Linked DNA regions of Homo sapiens: region 1 is linked to region 2. A link is an interaction called in ENCODE POLR2A ChIA-PET data of the cell type or tissue named here. Cell type or tissue: HepG2. All regions are shown on one strand. Each heading gives the region's core, and the rest is flanking DNA. Links, peaks and the distances in the headings are about the cores only. Region 1 has its middle 26 kb from the start of LINC02613. Region 2 has its middle 8.5 kb from the start of HNRNPLL.

The links. ChIA-PET counts read pairs that join two places held together with the same protein. Peaks named below come from ENCODE experiments on the same cell type or tissue, not always from the same donor. Only the 100,000 strongest peaks of a DNase experiment are listed, where the experiment ranks them.
Region 1: POLR2A ChIA-PET joins it to region 2 with 7 read pairs; 8 of 35 experiments call an interaction of 5 or more read pairs at or near these places.

The regions. Positions count from the first base shown.
Region 1 is chr2:38,539,772-38,544,167 of GRCh38, reverse strand. No RefSeq gene overlaps it. Among named protein-coding and RNA genes, the nearest start is that of LINC02613, 26 kb to the right of the region's middle. RefSeq lists an enhancer at 2,547-2,841 and a silencer at 2,547-2,841. In HepG2, for the core only: no CTCF peak of the experiment used is centred there; DNase peaks (open chromatin) are centred at 1,117 and 2,677; H3K4me3 peaks cover 778 bases.
Region 2 is chr2:38,609,189-38,613,584 of GRCh38, reverse strand. No RefSeq gene overlaps it. Among named protein-coding and RNA genes, the nearest start is that of HNRNPLL, 8.5 kb to the right of the region's middle. In HepG2, for the core only: no CTCF peak of the experiment used is centred there; a DNase peak (open chromatin) is centred at 2,144.

The DNA.
Region 1 (4,396 bases), core at 231-4,230, 70 kb after region 2:
CAAAAAATATAGAAATATATACATGCAAGTTGGTTGTCTAAACTGGAACACTTATGGGGGTAAAGCAAGGCACTATTGATATGCCAGGATAACAGGTATAAACTTATCTTCCAGGCAAGCTGGGAGGAATGCTCATCCTTCAAGCAGCTCTTCTGAAACTTCAGTGTGAAGGGGAATTGCTTGGGAGTTGGGGTATGGTGGGTCATGTTAAATGAGGATTCCCAGGCTCTATTCTCAGAGATTCTGATTCAATAGATCTGGGGGTGGGCCCAAGAATCTGCCTTTTTTGTAAGTACTCAGGTGATTCTGCTGCTGGGACTGGTGAGGGAATGGAGCCTGGCCAACAGCACTTTCTGTAGGCATCATCACTAAGTAGGGATTGGCTAATCCTTGTGGATTTGTTTCACGGAATTTTCCTTTTCTTTTTTTTTTTTTTTCTTGAGGTAACTGCTTAGAAATCCATCTGTTGCCTATTAAAGAAGACTGGAGGCTGTACGCAGTGGCTCACGCCTGTAATCCCAGCACTTTGGGAGGCCGAGGCGGGTGGATCACCTGAGGTCAGGAATTCGAGACCAGCCTGACCAACATGCAGAAACCCCGTCTCTACTAAAAAAATAAAATAAAATTAGCCAGGCGTGGTGGCAGATGCCTGTAATCCCAGCTACTTGGGAGGCTGAGGCAGGAGAATTGCTTCAACCTGGGAGGCAGAGGTTGTGGTGAGCCGAGATTGCGCCACTGCACTCCAGCCTGGGCAACGAGTGAAACTCCGTCTCAAAAAAAAAAAAAAAAAAAGAAAAAAGAAAAAAGACTGGAAAGTATAGTGGTATAAATCAAAAAGTATCAGAGACAGATCTCAATCAACTTAGCAGTTTATTTTGCCAAGGTTAAGGACATGGCCGGAAGAAAGGAACACAGATACCACAGAAACAGCATGTGGTCGGGGCTTTTCTTCAAAGATCACTTTGAAGCCTTCAGTATTTAAAGGGGAAAAGCAGGCTGGAAGAGAAAGAGGGAGGATGTGGTCACATGACTGAATCCACATGTTGCAAGAGAAAAGGAGCAAGTAGGAGAACAGACAATTATGTAGTCGTCTCCCACTCAGTAAATCAGCACTGATCACTGATAAGGTGAACATAGAGTAGCTGACTGTGGAGACATCCGGCCTTTTATCTGTAGCTGTCTGCTTAGGAACAAAGAGAAAGGCAATTTCTGGCCATGACTCAGCTTTCAGCTTAATGTTTTCCTTTTGGCATCATGAAACGGGGTCCTGAGATTTTATTTTCTTTCACGGTGGTTAAATAAATGGCCTTTAGAGTTTGATAGAGTTGGGTCTGATTATCAACTTTAGCACTGTGTGCTGTATGACATTGTCTCTTCACATCACTAAGTCTATTTTCTTGTAGGTGAAATATGAATATTGACAAAGTTGGTATGAGGATTAAGTGAGATAATGCATTTAAAGCACATAGTCTCAACAAACAATAGTTATGACTGTTATTATGATCATTGTTACTATTCTTGAACGGGCAGTGAATACATTGTGCTAACCCTGGACCTGCCAGATAGGTGTCTTCTGCCTTTCAGATTCAGGATGTCTCCCGTAAAGCAAAACAAAAACCTATCCTGACCTTCTTGGATGATTCATAAACACTTGGTGAACAGTTTTTACTACACATTTGTTCCCTGATAGCCCCTTAGAAGTCTGTGGAACTGGCTGGGCGTGGTGGCTCATGCATGTAATCTCAGCACTTTGAGAGGCAGAGGTGGGCGGATAACTTGAGGTCAGGAGTTTGAGACCAGCCTGACCAACATGGTGAAACCCCGTCTCAACTAAAAATACAAAAATTAGCCAGGCATTGTGGTGGGGGTCTGTAATCTCAGCTACTTGGGAGGCTGAGACAGGAGAATTGCTTGAACCCATGAGGCGGAGGTTGCAGTGAGTCGAGATCGCGCCACTGCACTCCAGCCTGGGTGACAGAGTGAGACTCTGTCTCAAAAAAACAAAAAACAAAAAACAAAAAGAAAACTGTGGAATAGTTGCCTGAGTCTTTGGGTGTGAGATACTTATGCAGCACAGCAGCTTCAATACTGTGCTCTGAAATCTCGGGTCTAGTTACTATGGAATGGAAAGCTGAGGACAGGGAGTAGAAGGAGATTCTTCAGTAGTTTTTTGAACTCAACTTGTCCATTCCAGCTAAACTTTATTTCTTATGCAACATAAGTCTATGAAGGCAAGATTTTTCTTGGCAGCATAATTACTGCTACCTAATAAGGGAAGAGAATTTCCTTCTAAAGATTCCTGCTGTTTTCTCAGCAGGTGGGAACTTTTGCACTCTGCAGCTGCTGGGTGCCATTACTGTCCGTCCTGGGCTTGCTCTTTCCATTCTGAGATGGGAATGGAAAAATCCACAGGGAACAATTGGTAATTCCATCCTGATTTGTATGCATTTTGGGGTGTTGGTTTTGTTTTGTTTTGTTTTGCTTGCTTTTTTTTTGTTTTTCTTTGGTACTTCTATTCTGTAACCTTGTCACTTATATTTTTTGAAAAGTCAAGATGCATCGTTTGATACATAATTAAATATTTGAAAACAGGGACTGTCCCGGAACTCTTGGACTTTGGGCTACTGTGTGCATAACCTCGTGGAGGGTTCTGAGCAGCTCTGTCCATCTACATGTGAAGGATCAAAGGGTGCCCCAGGTGTGTCCCTACTGACTCCATATAAGGCCCAGGGGAAGTTGTGCCCTGAAGATAAAGGAAATTAAGCTTCAGCACCCTTCAGTTGTCAGGGACTAGACCTTTCTAAGACACCAGGCAGAGGACCTAGCAATGTGTGCATATGTTTCTTTTATAAATGGCAAAAATAAGACATTTTTCTATTGTTTTCCATTAAAGATGGTCTCAAAAACTTTGTAAGTTTAGGCCCCACAAATCTGTGTCCACCCTTGACAGGCTTCCTCTGGCTATGCCTGAAGGATTTTCCCTTTATATAACTAGATAGTCAGCAGCCTCAACTCCAAGCCAGGGCACACTGGCATGCCAGGGATGGTGTGGGAATGCAAGTAAAGAGGGGCATTCACAACTCTGTTGGCTGCTGGATGCAGAGAAAACCACAAGCTGGATAAAGAGCAGCCTCTGGGGAAAAACAAGCTGTAGACCTGAGGTCCAGCAGCAAGAGTTCCTTCTTCAAACAGGTGGTTAGCAAGTGGCACCCATCAGCTACCTGTTAAGTCTTTGAGAAAAATTAACGACCTACTTTATAATTTATACAAACAAAAATACTGTCGCCTATGTGCTGCGCCCCAGCCATTCCCCAGCCCTGGTGCGGCTGTGTCCTGTAGTGGAGACAGCCCTGGATAGGTTCCAGCCTTGGCTCCTCTGCTAGGTAGCTAAGTTATGAATGCTTAGCTTTGTTCATCTTTAAAATGAGTGTGTTGTATTAGGCAGTCTCACTCTGAAACTTAAATCATTTTATGGTATGGGGGTAGAGTTTATATGATTTCTGTAGAGATACAAGAGTAGTGCTGTGGGAAAGTATGACGCACCTGTTGGGAAGGAGGTTGACATATGGAGAAAAATCAGACCATATGGGATTATGAAATTTAAAAAATTATCTCCTCCTGCTCAGTAAACGTGCCAAATATAAGCCTATCATCCTAAGAACTGTCTTCCTTTTAACAAATGAGAAGAAATTATGTGCATTTCCAAAATTAAAGGGATATTCACGTCATGTTAAATGTGTGACATATGTAGGCAACGACGAAGTTCTGAGAAGTAAGTTTGTGTTTACGGTATGGCCTTTGTTATTTAGGAGATTACAATTAAAACAGGACTAGCCCAGATGAAACAATTAACAAAGCTGATGAGCTATAACCAAAACCCATGATTAGTGATGGGTTCATTGAATACATTCTAGTACATCTGTTCTATGGAATACCATGCAATCAATCATCAAGTAGAATGAACCACATTTATATGTATTGACTTGGGAAGGTGTAGAAGACATATTAAGTAAACATAAACAAGTGGTAAATTATAATGAAAAATATGACCATGTTTTTGTTAAAAGCATAAATGAGACCTCAACAGGTGATTCAGTGCTTGTGTAAGCGTAGAAAAAATATGGAATGATATATACACCAGCATGCTAATACTGGTTACTTTAAGAGAGTATAATTGGACAGGGGAGGAGAAAAAATATATACATTATATATATATTATATATGATAATATATTATAAAATATGTGTCAATATTATATATGAGATATATTTTTATATATTTTTATTATATATAATATATTAGCTTTCTATAATTAAGTTTATTTAAATTGTTATGAGTGTGTATTATAATTTTTTTTTTTTTTTTTTTGCCCAGGCTGGAGTGCAGTGGTGCGATT
Region 2 (4,396 bases), core at 145-4,144:
ATTGGTCAGGGTAAGGGGAATAAAATCATCAGGATGTAAAAACTGAATTCCTTGGTGAGTGAGCTCCTGGGGGTTCCTTCAGACCAGCTGATGTCAGTAGTGTTGTTGATACGTGGGACCAAAAAGAATATATCAAACGTAAAACTAAACATTTAATAATGTTCCAGTTGTTATCTATTGAGGAGTTAAGGGGAACTAAAATCTTGTAACAGGTTCTATGTGATTCTGAGGCAATAGCACCAAGCAACCATGAGGAAGCAGTCAGAGAGCAGCTGGCCTCATGATTAATGCTGAATGGGCGGTGAGCTTGGTTTATTTTTGTTTCTTCCCCTCCCTCCTTCCCTGATTAATTTTATAAAGTTTATAGGGATGGCTTCAGGAACACATGAAAATCATCGTGTTTCGATTTGTTCTTATAGTCATCATTATACTTAGTGATAAAGACTGTTGCTTTTGCTATCAGACTCTGCTAGAAATATTTGCTAACATTGGTGGTGGAAGCCAAGATATCAAAAGTCTGGGCCGGGCACGGTGGCTCACGCCTGTAATCCCAGCACTTTCGGAGGCCAAGGTGGGTGGATCACCTGAGGTCAGGAGTTCAAGACCAGTTTGATAATCTGGAGGTCCATAGGCAATCATCCTTCTCCACTACAAGACTGGACAGAGTTAATGTTTTAAAGTTGTGAAGTAGATGAAATTTGTTTTTGGTGATTTCAGCTTTCTTCACTCATTTTTTTTCTTCTGGCGTCTTCCTTCCCCGGGAAGGGCATCTCACCACACAGTGCCCTTGTGGTGCCGCAGCCATTCAGAATGCCACACCACAGTGCACATAGGATCCCTCAACACATAAGGCTGTGGCTACAAAATTCTCTCTCTTCTTTTCTCACCCAATAATTATTTCCCTCTAGTGCCCCACCACTAGCTGGATGATGGGGTGGAAATGCTGCTGCTTGTGAAAATAACTCAATCTGACTAGGTAGAACTATTTTGCCTTCCCTAGTTTAAAAGAACTTGAGTTTTGTCTTACTGTATACAGGACCAAAAGCAAAAATGATGGGCTGGGCGCGGTGGCTCATGCCTGTAATCCCAGCACTTTGGGAGGCTGAGGCAGGATAATTGCTTGAACCCGGGAGACAGAGGTTGCAGTGAGCCAAGATCCAGCCTGGGTGCCAGAGCGAGACTCCATCTCAAAAAACAATAACAAAAACACCAAAAATTATGTCTAAATTGCAGATATACACATTAGTATTCATGCAGAAGCATTTCCAATGATCGTTTTTGTACATTTCACTTATTTTTCTGTAAAAAACATTGCACTATGGAAACAGTCGAGAAGATTAGCTTTTTCTCTTCTCTCTTCCTGTGGTCATTTTGGTGCCAGTTGCAGAGTAGCTGAAGCCATCCTAGAGACTTTGCTTTCAGACTGAGATAAAATGGTGTATTAGTACCTTCTTCTTCACACTGAAATCTTATAATAAATTCTTATAATAGGAGTTGATTTGGTAATATGTTAGTTGATCATTGCGAACTTTAGTTCTCTTAATTTGTTGCAAGAATAATTTTTTTTTCAATTTCTGCTACTAATAAAAGATTCTAAAAAGAGCACACATGTTGGCCAATTTGCCAAGACTCCTACAGAGACTAGTAAGCCAAATATTGCATCCCTAGACTCTCTTGCAGCTATTATTACTTAAGCTTCAACAATCAGAGCCTCTATGTAAGATCCGGAAGGCTGTTTCTGCTGCTAGGCTTGGCTTTGGGTGCGTTTTTTTTCTTCTATAACAATGGTTCTGGAGGTTCCAGTGTTCACTTATTAGTTTCCTGAATATCAGGAAACATGGGGTGGTGCATCTACTTTGCCAGTGCAGATTATAGTTGGTATGGTGTGATTCTGGAGCTGGCCATGGAAGTGGCAGCTTCCTGATCGTGATGGCTTCCAGACTGTGGTATGGTGGCGTAGTGCTGGAGCAGTCAGCTTCACAATGAGCAACAGCACCGCTCTTTTGGTTTCCCAGTTCTGAGTTATGGTTTTGTGAGTCACTCCATTAATAGTTTCAGTTCTTTAAGTGCTTTAATACTTCTAGCTTAAACTAACCAGACTGGATTCTGTTCTTTGCAACTGAACTTTGGCTGATAATAGTCTGCTCTATTTGTTTTCAGGATCACTCATGTATTCATTGATCTTTTAGCAAATATTGATTGAGGGCCTTCTTATAAATAGGTGGCGAGATATATATATTTTTTTCCAGGGATGTAAAACAATGGTTTTAGTTCACACAAATTATAGGTTGCTTAAAAAGTTATATTTCTAGGGCCGGGCACGGTGGCTCACGTCTGTAATCTGAGCACTTTGGGAGGCAGAGGTGGGAAGATCACTTGAGGTCAGGAGTTCAAGACCAGCCTGGCCAACATGGTTAAACTCTGTCTCTACTAAAAATACAAATATTAGCTGGATGTGGTGATGGGTGCCTGTAGTCCCAGCTACTCAGTAGGCTGAGGCATGAAAATCACTTGAACCCAGGAGGTGGAGGTTGCAGTGAGCCAAGATTGTGCCACTGTACTGGAGCCTGGGCAATGGAGCAAGACCCAGTCTCAAAAAAAAAAAAAAAAAAAAAAGAAAAGATTATATTTCTAGGAAAGTATTTCCGTCTAAATAAGGCAGAAAAATCTAAAGTCCCAATTCCAATGTAGTTACCATAGATAGTTCATATGTCCTTATTGGTATAGTGAAAAGAAGATCGGAATTTAGAGACAAAAGATTAGTCTTTCTGAACTTCACCTGCCAAATGGACACAGTAAGGACCTTCCCTGTTAGCTTATATAGTTTCTGTGAGAATCAAATTAAGCAATGTTTGTGATACTGCTTTGTACATAGTAAAGTGCTATACAATGCTGGTTATTTATTTGTAGTTAGTAATAATAGTAACTTTATTCTCTAAAGTTTTCTACATCAGATGGTTACAATAGCACATTCAAATAAAACTATTTTTTGTTTGCCTAATTCTTCAATTAAGGGCAAATTCTTATTTTTTTTAAATTTTATTTTATTTTAATTTTAAGCTCTGGGATACACGTGCAGGATGTGCAGGTTTGTTACATAGGCAAACATGTGGCATGGTGGTTTGCTGCACCCATCAACCCATCACCTAGGCATTAAGCCCTGCATGCATTAGCTATTTATCCTGATGCTCTCCCTTCCCCTGCCCAAATTCTGATTTTTATATAATGATGTGCTTACAGGTAAATCAGAGAGTAATTACTCACTTTGTAAAGGAATTTCACTTTTGAAAATATTCACAATAGGAAAGTTTTTGTTAAAATGCTTCTCTCACATTTATTACAATTGGCTGATTTATAAATTTAAATCATATGCATTTTGGTACATCAAGTGCACAAAATGAGCCATATCTATGCAGTTATTTGAAAAATGGAATTATATTTTTAAGATGATTTCATTTCAAATATGGGTGAGGAGCAAATCATATTATAGATCAGTCTTTTGAGACATCTTCATAGACATAATTTGCAAAGCTGACATGCTCTGTTTCATGTGCTTCTTTTTCTTGAGGCAGAGAAAGAGAAGCTTAGTTTAGATCAACAAACATCTAGCCAGGCAATGTTCTAGGTGCTGAAGACACAAAGATGAATGAGATCAGTCCAGTCCAATCCTGTGCAACGAGGTAGCCACTTTTATGTGGCTATTGATCACTTAAAGTGTGGCTAGCATGACTGATATGGTTTGGGCTGTGTCCCCACCCAAATCTCAACTTGAATTGTGTCTCCCAGAATTCCTATGTGTTGTGGGAGGGACCCAGGGGGAGGTAATTGAATCATAGGGGCCAGTTTTCCCCGTGCTGTTCTCTTTCTCCCTCTTTTTTTTTTTTTTTGAGACAGAGTCTCACTTTATCACCCAAGCTGTAGTGCAATGGTGTGATCCCGGCTTACTGCAACCTCTGCCTCCCAGGTTCAAGCGATTCTCCTGCCTCAGTCTCCTGAGTAGCTGGGATTACAGGTGCAGGCCACCATGCCCAGCTACTTTTGTATTTTTAGTAGAGATGTGGTTTCACCATGTTAGCCAGGCTGGTCTTGAACTCCCGACCTCATGTGATCTGTCTGCCTTGGCCTCCCAAAATGCTGGGATTACTGGCAGGAGGCACCATGCCTGACCCCATGCTATTCTTATGATACTGAATAAGTCTCATGAGATCTGATGGGTTTATAAGGGGTTTCCACTTTTGCTTCTTCCTCATTTTCTCTTGCTGCCACCATGTAAGAAGTGCCTTTCACCTCCCACCATGATTCTGAGGCCTCACCAGCCATGTGGAACTGTAAGTCCAATTAAACCTCTTTTTCTTCTCAGTCTTGGGTATGTCTTTATTAGCAGTGTGAAAATGGA